2 separate regions of the Homo sapiens genome follow, and region 2 is linked to region 1. Evidence: read pairs that join two places in POLR2A ChIA-PET (ENCODE). Cell type or tissue: PC-3. All regions are shown on one strand. Region 1 has its middle 38 kb from the start of SAT1. Region 2 has its middle 14 kb from the start of KLHL15.

What was found. ChIA-PET counts read pairs that join two places held together with the same protein. Peaks named below come from ENCODE experiments on the same cell type or tissue, not always from the same donor. Only the 100,000 strongest peaks of a DNase experiment are listed, where the experiment ranks them.
Region 2: POLR2A ChIA-PET joins it to region 1 with 7 read pairs; 4 of 35 experiments call an interaction of 5 or more read pairs at or near these places.

What each region holds. Positions count from the first base shown.
Region 1 is chrX:23,818,317-23,823,316 of GRCh38, reverse strand. No RefSeq gene overlaps it. Among named protein-coding and RNA genes, the nearest start is that of SAT1, 38 kb to the right of the region's middle. In PC-3, no CTCF peak of the experiment used is centred here; DNase peaks (open chromatin) are centred at 746 and 2,706; H3K27ac peaks cover 3,231 bases.
Region 2 is chrX:24,038,215-24,043,214 of GRCh38, reverse strand. No RefSeq gene overlaps it. Among named protein-coding and RNA genes, the nearest start is that of KLHL15, 14 kb to the right of the region's middle. In PC-3, no CTCF peak of the experiment used is centred here; no DNase peak of the experiment used is centred here.

The DNA of each region.
Region 1 (5,000 bases):
GTCTCAGCTACTCAGGAGGCCAAGGCAGGAGAATCACTTGAGCCCAGGAGTTTGAGGCTGTAGTGAGCCGTGATCATGCCACTGCACTTCAGCCTGGGTGACAGAGCGAGATTCTGTCTCAAAACAAAACAAAAAAAGGCTTTGGCGGTGAATCTCTGATAGGCTTCTCTGGGCAGAAGCATTGCACACGTGTGGCTTCAGTTTTGCTGCTGGAGAAGGGAGCATGCTCAACGTGTGCCCTCCCGGGTTGGGAGGGAGAAAGCATGGGAAGCCTGTGTGTGGATTTCTCCAGACTCTGCTGTGTCTTTTTCCTTTGCTGGTCCTGTCATGAATCCTTTGTTAGGATAAACCTAAGGCATGAGAACATGTATGTTGAGTCCTTTGAGTCATTTTAAGCAAATCTTGAGGACCCACCACCGAAAACAGCATGTTAAGATGGTGTTTGTTTTATGTCATGCCATCTTGCCATCAGCTTTAGAAGAACATAAATAAAAGGACCATTATATTTACATTAAATATTTCCAGGTCACAAGACATTAAAAAAACTGTTTTTATTCATCTTCTTCAAGCAAAGAGAAAGTAGTTTTTGAAAGCCACAGAAAACTCTAAGCTCCCTTGTTTAGACCAAATTAGTGATTGGGTTTTTTTCCTGATTCTCACAGTAGAGTCTTTCTTCCTTCCCTCACGCTATGGAGGCAAGCGGTTTGGGCTGGTTCATAAGTAAATAGGTCATAAACTGCACTCCATTCAAAAGTGACGTCTTTATGAAAGCATTTATTTGTCCTACAGAGAGAGCACTGGCTCATTTCAAATATTGTTCTCAGCCTAGATCAGAATGCTAAAGAGCACACATTGCACATTTTGTTTTAAACACAATAGTTTAATTGTTTGTTTCTTAGTGGTGCCATAAATATTTCCCTGGGAAAGCACTACCAAATAGGTGAGACTTTTAGAAGTCTGTGTGGAATCATACACCTAAATGTCGTAACTAAATCTGTTAGACTTTCAGAAGACAGCATAGGAATAAATCTTGGAAAAGGAGTAAATCGTGATCTTGGGTTAGGCAGTGGTTTTTTAGATACAACACCAAAAGCACGGGTGACAAAACAGATAAATTGGACTACCTCAGAATGTAGAAACTTTTGTGCTATAAATTATACCATCAAGAAAATAAAAAGGCAGTTGGGTGTGGTAGCTCATGCCTGTAATCCCAGCACTTAGGGAGGCCAAGGCAGGTGGATCACTTGAGCCCAGGAGTTTGAAACCACCCTGGGCAGCTTAGCAAGACCCTGTCTCTACCAAAAAAATATCAAAATTAGCCAGGCGTGGTAGCACACACCTGTAGTCTCAGCTACTCAGGAGGCTGATGGAGGATTGCTTGAGCCCAGGAGGTTGAGGCTGCAGTGGGCCATGAGCCTGGGTGACAATAAAACCCTTTCTTTAAAAAAACAAGCTGAATGCAGTGGCTCACACCTGTAATCCCAGCACTTTGGGAGGCCGAGGTGGGAGGATTGCTTGAGCCCAGGAGTTCGAGACCCACCTGGGAAACATAGCAAGACCTCATTTCTATTAAAAAAGTAATAAAGAAAAAAACCCATGGAGTACAGGAAAATATTTGTACATAGATCTGATAAGAGGCTCGCATATACAGAATATTTAAAGAACTTTTACAACTCAACAATAAGAAAACAACCCAATTAAAACTGAGCAGAGGGCCAGGCGCGGTGGCACAAGCCTGTAATCCCAGCACTTTGGGAGGCCAAGGCGGGTGGATCATCTGAGGTCAGGAGTTCAAGACCAGCCTGGCCAACATGGTGAAACCCCGTCTCTACTAAAAATACAAAAATTGGCCAGGCGTGGTGGTTCACGCCTGTAATCCCAGCACTTTGGGAGGCCAAGGCGGGTGGATCATTTGAGGTCAGGAGTTCAAGACCAGCCTGACCAACATGGTGAAACCCTGTTCTACAAAAAATGCAAAAATTAGCCAAACGTGGTGGCACACGCCTGTAATCCCAGTTATTGGGGAGACTGAGGCAGTAGAATCCCTGGGAGGTGAAGGTTGCAGTGAGCTGAGATCGTGCCACTGCACTCCAGCCTGGGCAACAGAGCGAAACACTGTCTCAAAAAAAAAATTAGCCGGGTGTGGTGGCATACGCCTGTACTCTCAGCTACTCGGGAGGCTGAGGCAGGAGAATCACTTGAACCCAGGAGGCGGAGGTTGCAGTGAGTCGAGATTACGCCACTGTACTCCAGCCTGGGCGACAGAGTGAGACTCCCTCTCAAAAAATAAAACAAAGGATTTGAACAGACTCTTTTTTTTTTTTTTTGAGATGGAGTCTTGCTCTGTCACCCAGGCTGGAGTGCAGTAGCACGATCTCAGCTCACTGCAACCTCTGCCTCCTGGGTTTAAGCAGTTCTGCCTCAGCCTCTTGAGTAGCTGGGACTACTAGCGCACACCGCCATGCCTGGCTAATTTTTTGTATTTCAGCAGAGGTGGGGTTTCACCGTGTTGCCCAGGCTGGTTGCGAACTCCTGAGCTCAGGCAGTCTGCCCACCTCGGCCTCCCAAAGTGCTGGGATTACAGACATGAGCCACCGTGCCCAGCCTGACAGACATTTTTAAAAAGAAGATATACAAATGGCCAATAAACCCATGAAAAGCTGTTCAGCATCATTAGTCATCAGAAAAATGCGCATGAAAACCACAAGGTGTCATTTCATACCCACTAGGATAAAAAAGATAAGAACAGGTGTTGACAAGGATGTGGAGAAAACAGTTTGGCAGTTCCACAAAATGCTAAACATGTGACCCAGCATTTCTTCTCTACTGCAGTATATACCCAAGAAAAATGAAAACACATGTCCACACAAAAGCTTGTACATAGATAGCCATAGCAGCATTATTTATCATAGTCACAACAGAAACAATCAAATGTCCATCAACTGATAAATGTATAAACAAAATGTATTTCCATACAATGGAATATTATTCAGCCGTAAAAAAGAACGAAGTACTGGTCAAGTGTGGTGTCTCACGCCTGTACCCAACACTTTGGGAGTTAAGACAGGAGGATCACTTGAGGCCAGGAGTTCAAAACTAGCCTGGGCAACATAGTGAGACCTCACCTCTACAAAATTACAATTAGCTGGGTGTGGTGGCACATGCCTGTAGTCCTAGCCAGTCAGGAGGCTGAAACAGTAGGAGCACTTGAACCCAGGAGTTCAAGGTTACAGTGAGCTATGATTGCACCACTGCACTCCAGCTTGGGTGACAGAGCAAAACCCTGTCTCAGAAAAAAGTACTGATCCATGCCACGTCAATGACACTTGAAAACATTATGCTAAAGTGAAAGAAGCCCATCACAAAAGAGCACATAGTGTATGATTCCATTTATCTGGAATGTCTGGAATAGACAAGTACAAAGAAACAGAAAGTAGATTCATAGTTGCTTAAGACTCCAATGATTGGGGGAGGGCGGAGCATATCAATCAGGGTTCAACTAGAGAAACAGAACACGTAGGAGATGTATTTTGAGAGGTTTATTGCAAGGAGTTGGCTTAGCCGACTGTGGGGGCTGGCCAGGCTAGTCTGAAATCCATAGGGCTGGTAAGCAGAAAGGGCAGCTGGAGTTTTCAGGCATGAGTGGAAGCTGTGGTCCATAGATGGAATTTCTTCTTCAGGCAAACCTCAGTTCAGCTCGTAAGGTCTTTCACCTGATTGAATCAGGCCCACTTATATAGAAGTCAACTGATTATGGACTTTTTTTTTTTTTTTTGAGACGTAACCTCACCTATAGCTGGAACTACAGGTGCGTGCCACCACACCCGGCTAATTTTTGTATTTTTTAAATTATTTTTTTGAGATGGAGTCTCCCTCTGCCACCCAGGCTGGGGTGCAGTGGCCCAATCTCGGCTCACTGCACCCTCCGCCTCCCAGGTTCAAGCGATTCTCCTGCCTCAGCCTCCCGAGTAGCTGGGATTACAGGCATGTGCCACGACGCCCGGCTAATTTTTGTATTTTAGGAGACACGGGGTTTCACCATGTTGGCCAGGCTGGTCTTGAACTCCTGACCTCAAGTGATCCACCTGCCTCGGCCTCCCAAAGTGCTGGGAATACAGGTGTGAGCCACAACGCCCAGCCTCATTATGGATTTTTATCACATCTACAGGATAACCTTCACCAAAGCTCCTAGATTAGTATTTGATCACCTGGGGACTGTAGTCAAGTTGACACATAAACTGGCATGGAGGGGTGGGAAGTGACTTCTAATGGTGTTTCTTTTTGGAGTGAGGTTGCACAATTCTGTTGAAAATTATTGAATTGTACACTTTAAATGGGTGAATTATGATATGTGAATTATATCTCAATAAAGATGGTTTTTTGTTGTTTTTTGAGACGGAGTCTTGCTCTGTCGCCAGGCTGGAGTGCAGTGGTGCGATCTCAGCTCACTGCAACCTCCGCCTCCTGGGTGCAAGTGATTCTCCTGCCTCAGCCTCCCGAGTAGCTGGGACTACAGGTGTGCGCCACCATGCCCAGCTAATTTTTGTATTTTTAGTAGAGACGGGTTTTCACCACGTTGGCCGGGATGGTCTCAATCTCTCGACCTCATGATCTGCCTGCCTCGGCCTCCCAAAGTGTTGGGATTACAGGCATGAGTCACTGCGCCCAGCCAAAGATGTTTTTTAAAACTGCGTATTTGCACACCCCTGTTCATAGCAGTACTGTTCACATTAGCAATGAGGTGGAAGCAACCCAAATGTCCATTGACAGATAAATGGATAAACACGTGATATGTGTATACAGTGGAATGTTATTTGGTCTTAAAAAGGAAGGAAATCTTGTCACATGCTACAATATGGATGAAAAAGGAGGACTTGTTGCTAAGTGAAATTAAGCCAGTCACAAGACAAATTATGGGCGGGATGTGGTGGCAAAACTCCATCTCAAAAAAAAAAAAAGCTAAGATGGTAAATTTTGTTTTTTACAATAATAAAATAATG
Region 2 (5,000 bases), 220 kb before region 1:
TCTTTTCTTTTTTTTTTTTGTGACTGAGTCTCGCTCTGTCACCAGGCTGGAGTGCGGTGGCGCCATCTCAGCTCACTGCAACCTCCACCTCCCGGGTTCAAGTGATTCTCCTGCCTCAGCCTCCCAAGTAGCTGGGACAACAGGCACGGGCCACCACGCCCAGCTAATTTTTGTATTTTTAGTAGAGACAGGGTTTCACCATGTTGGCCAGGATGGTCTCCATCTCTTGACCTCGTGATCCGCCCGCCTTGGCCTCCCAAAGTGCTGCGATTATAGGCATAAGCCACCACTCTCAGCTGTTTTTTGACTTTTTAATAATCACCATTCCGACTGGTGTGAGGTGGTATCTCACTGTGGTTTTGATTTGCATTTCTCAAATGATCAGTGATGTTCAGCTTTTTTCCATATGTTTGTTGGCCGCATGTATGTCTTCTTTTGAGAAGTGTCTGTTCATGTTCTGTGCCCACTTTTTAATGGGGTTGTTTGTTTTTTATAAACAGCTATTTCACACCAGAAAAAAAATATAAGGAGAGGTGAATAAATAAGAATTTATGTTGTCTGGGCCGGGTACAGTGGCTCACGCTGTAATCCCAGCAGTTTGGGAGGCCGAGGCTGGCTGATCACTTGAGGTCAGGAGTTTGAGACCAGGCTGGCCAACATGGCAAAATCCCGTCTCTACTAAAAAATACAAAAATTACCTGGGCGTGGTGGCACGTGCCTGTAATCCCAGCTACTCGGGAGGCTGAAGCAGGAGAATCACTTGAACCTGGGAGGCAGAGGTTGCAGTGAGCTGAGATTGTACCACTGCACTCCAGCCTGGGGAACAGAGTGAGACTCCGTCTCAAAAAAAAAAAAAAAGAATTTAGGTTATCTGTGTGTTCATTGAATACTTAAGTAAAATTTAAATGAACATGTGCTTTATATCACGTAAATTTTAGGTACAACAATTTACCTAAAATAGGAAGTTATGTTTCAGTAAATGCATGCATTAGTTAAGTGATGGTGAAAATTGGAGGTATTCCCTGGAATCTTACATTCTTTTTTTTTTTTTTTTTTTTTTTGAGACAGAGTCCTGCTGTGTTGCCCAGGCTGGAGTGCAGTGGCACAATCTCAGCTCACTGCAACCTCTGCCTCCTTGGTTCAAGCAATTCACTTGCCTCAGCCTCCCAAGTAGCTGGGATTACAGATGTGTGCCACCAGGCCCAGCTAATTTTTTTTTTTTATTTTTAGTAGAGACAAGGTTTCACCTTGTTGGCCAGGCTGGTCTCGAACTCCTGACCTCAAGTGATCTGCCTGCCTCAGCCTCGCAAAATGCTGAGATTATAGGCGTGTACCACCGTGCCTGGCCTTAATCTTACATTCTTTTTTTTTTTTTTTTTTTTTTTTTTCTTGAAAGGGAGTCTTGCTTTGTCCCCCAGGCTGGAGTGCAATGGTGCCATCTCGGCTCACTGCAACCTCCGCCTCCAGGGTTCAAGCGATTCTCCTATCTCAGCCTCCCAGGTAGCTGGGACTACAGGCGCGTGCCACCACGCCCGGGTAAATTTTTGTATTTTTAGTAGAGATGGGGTTTCACTGTATTAGCCAGGATGGTCTCGATCTCCTGACCTCGTGATCTGCCTGCCTCGGCCTCCCAAAGTGCTGGGATTACAGGCATGAGCTACCGCGCCCGGCCCCATTCTAAATATACCAGCCAATTACAAAAACCTATTGAGGTGATTAAAATGCTGGGGAATTATATAGTGGCAATGATTGCACATCTTTGTAAATATGCTAAAAACCAGCGAATTGTACAGTTTAACCGGGTGAATCTTAGGACATGTGAATTTTATCTATATATAAAAAAATCTGGCAACACCACGCCAGTGCACTCCAGGCTGGGTGACAGAGTGAGACCCTGTCTCAGAGAGAAAAAAAAAAATCTAGGCCAGGCGTGGTGGCTCATGACTGTAATCCTAGCAATTTGGGAAGCCAAAGCTGGAAGATCGCTTGAGCCCAGGTGTTCCAGACCAGCCTGTGCAACATAGGGAGACCGCCATCTCTACAAAAAATACAAAGATCAGCTGGGCACAGTGGCTCACGCCTGTAGTTCCAGCTACTAGGGAGACTGAGGTGGAAGGATCGCTTGAGCCCAGGTGGTTGAGGCTGCAGTGAGCCATAATCAAGCCACTGCACTCCAGCCTGGGCAACAGAGGAGACCCTGTCTCAAAAATAAAAATGAATAATAAATCATAAAATCCAGCCGGGTGCGGTGGCTCACGCCTGTAATCCTAGCACTTTGGGAGGCTGAGGCAGGCGGATTGCCTGAGCTCAGGAGTTCGAGACGAGCCTGGGCAACACGGTGAAACCCCATCTCTACTAAAATACAAAAGAAATCAGCCGGGCGTGGCGGTGTGCGCCTGTAGTCCCAGCTACTCGGGAGGATAAGGCAGGAGAATTGCTTGAACCCGGGAGGCAGAGGTTGCAGTGAGCCGAGATCGCGCCACTGCACTCCAGCCTGGGGGAGAGAGCGAGACTCCGTCTCTACAAAAATAATAATAATAATAATAATAATAAAATCCATTGTCAATAGGCAGAATAATAATATGCTTCATTGTCAGAAACATTTATTGGAAGTAGAAAAGTCATAGGAAATAAAATGTTTATTAATTTAAAAAATGGTTAACAATTATTGGCACCACCCGAACAAGTATTAACTTTATTTAATTCTCACAAAATCCAATGAGGTAGATCCTGTTATTCCCATTTTACAGGTGAGAAAGCAGTCCTAGAAAGGTTGAATAACATGCCCAAGATTCTACAGCTAGTAAGTAGCAGAGGTGGGATTCATAGTCAAGTATGAGTATACTTTTTTTTTAAAAGCTTTATTTATATTAAATTTACATACTATAAAATGCACCAATTTTAGGCCAGGCGGAGTGGCTCACGCCTGTAATCCCAGCACTCTGGGAGGCCGAGGTGAGTGGATCACTTAAGGTCAGGAGTTGGAGACTAGCCTGGCCAACATGGTGAAACCTTGTCTCTATTAAAAATACAAAAATTATCCAGGCAAAGTGGCGCGGGAGTGTAATCCCAGCTACTTGGGAGGCTGAGGCAGGAGAATCGCTTGAACCTGGGAAGTGGAGGTTGTCGTGAGCTGAGATCGCGCCACTGCACTCCAGCCTGGGCAACAGAGTGAGACTGAGTCTCAAAACATAAATAAAATAAAATTCACCAATTTTGAATACACAATTCCATGATTTTTAGTGAGTTTACAGAGTTGTGCAACCATCGCAACAATCCAGATTTGGAACACTTCCATCACCCCAAATAAATCCTTTGCATCTATGTTCATTCAATCCCTGTTCCCATCTCCAGTCCCAGGCAATTACTAATGGACTTTCTTTCTCTAAAGATTTGCCTTTTCTAGACATTTCGTTTAAATGGAATCATATAATATGTGGTCTTTTGTGTCTGACTTATTTCATTTAGCATAATGATTTCGAGGTTCATCCATGTTATAGCATGTATGAACATGATGTTGAATAAAATTTCATATCACATTTTATTGATCCATCACGAGTTGAATAGATATTTGGATTGTTTTCACTTTTTGGCTATTGTGAATAATTCTGCGAATGAAAATTTGTGTACAAGTTTTTATGACAACATATTGTCATTTCTCTTGGTAAATACCTAGTTGTACAATTGCTGAGTCCTATGGTAAATCTAGGTTTAATAGTTTGAGAAACAGGCCGGGAGCGATGGCTCACCCGTGTAATCCCAGCACTTTGGGAGGCCGAGGCAGGTGGATCACCGGAGGTCAGGAGTTCAAGACCAGCCTGGCCAACATGGTGAAACCCTGTCTCTACTAAAAATGCAAAAATTAGCCAGGTGTGGTGGTGGGCGTCTGTAGTCCCAGCTACTCGGGAGGCTGAGGCGGAAGAATTGCTTGAACCCTGGAGGTGGAGGTTGCAGTGAGACAAGATTGCACCATTGCACTCCTGCCTAGGAGACAGAGTGAGACTCCCTCTCAAAAAAAAAAAAAAAAAAGTTTGAGAAACATTTCAGTTGTTTCCCAAAATGGCTGTATCGTTTTACATTCCCACCAGCAGTATATGAAGAAGGCTCCAGTTTCTCCACATCCTCATCCACCCTTGTTTTTTGTTTCGTTTTGTTTTTCAGACAGAGTCTTGCTCTGTTGCCCAGGCTGGAGTGCAATGGTGCAATCTCAGCATACTCCAACCTCCATCTCCCGGGTTCAAGTGATTCTCCTGCCTCCCGAGTAGCTGGGATTACAGGTGTGCACCACCATTCCCGGCTAATTTTTTTTTTTTGTATTTTTAGTACAGACTTGGTTTCACTATGTGGGCCGGGTTGGTCTCGAACTCCTGACTTCAGTTGATCTGCCTGCTTCGGCCTCCCAAAGTGTTGGGATTACAGGCGTGAGTCACTGCGCCTGGCCCCTCACCAACATTTGTAATTGTCTCTTTGTTTACTATAGTCGTTCTAGTGGCTATGGTTTTTTTTCTTTATTATTATTATTATTATTATTTTTTGAGATGGAGTCTTCGTTCTTTCGCCCACGCTGGAGTGCAGTGGCACGATCTCAGCTCACTGCAAGCTCTGCCTCCCGGGTTCACACCATTCTCCTGCCTCAGCCTCCCGAGTACCTGGGAATACAGGCAGGCGCCCGCCACCATGCCCAGCTAATCTTTTGTATTTTTTAGTGGAGACGGGGTTTCACCATGTTAGCCAGGATGGTCTCGATCTCCTGACCTTGTGATCCACCCGCCTTGGACTCCCAAAGTGCTGGGATTACAGGCGTGAGCCACCGCGCCCGGCTTTTTTTCTTTTTTAAAGGAAAGATGGGGTCTTGCGGTGTTGCCCTGGCTGGTCTCAAAATCCTGGCCTCAAGCAATCCTCCTGCCTTGGCCTCCCACAGTGCTGATATTATAGGCATGAGCCACCATGCCAGTTCGGTGTGGTTTCAATTTGCATTTCTTTAATGACTAATGGATGTT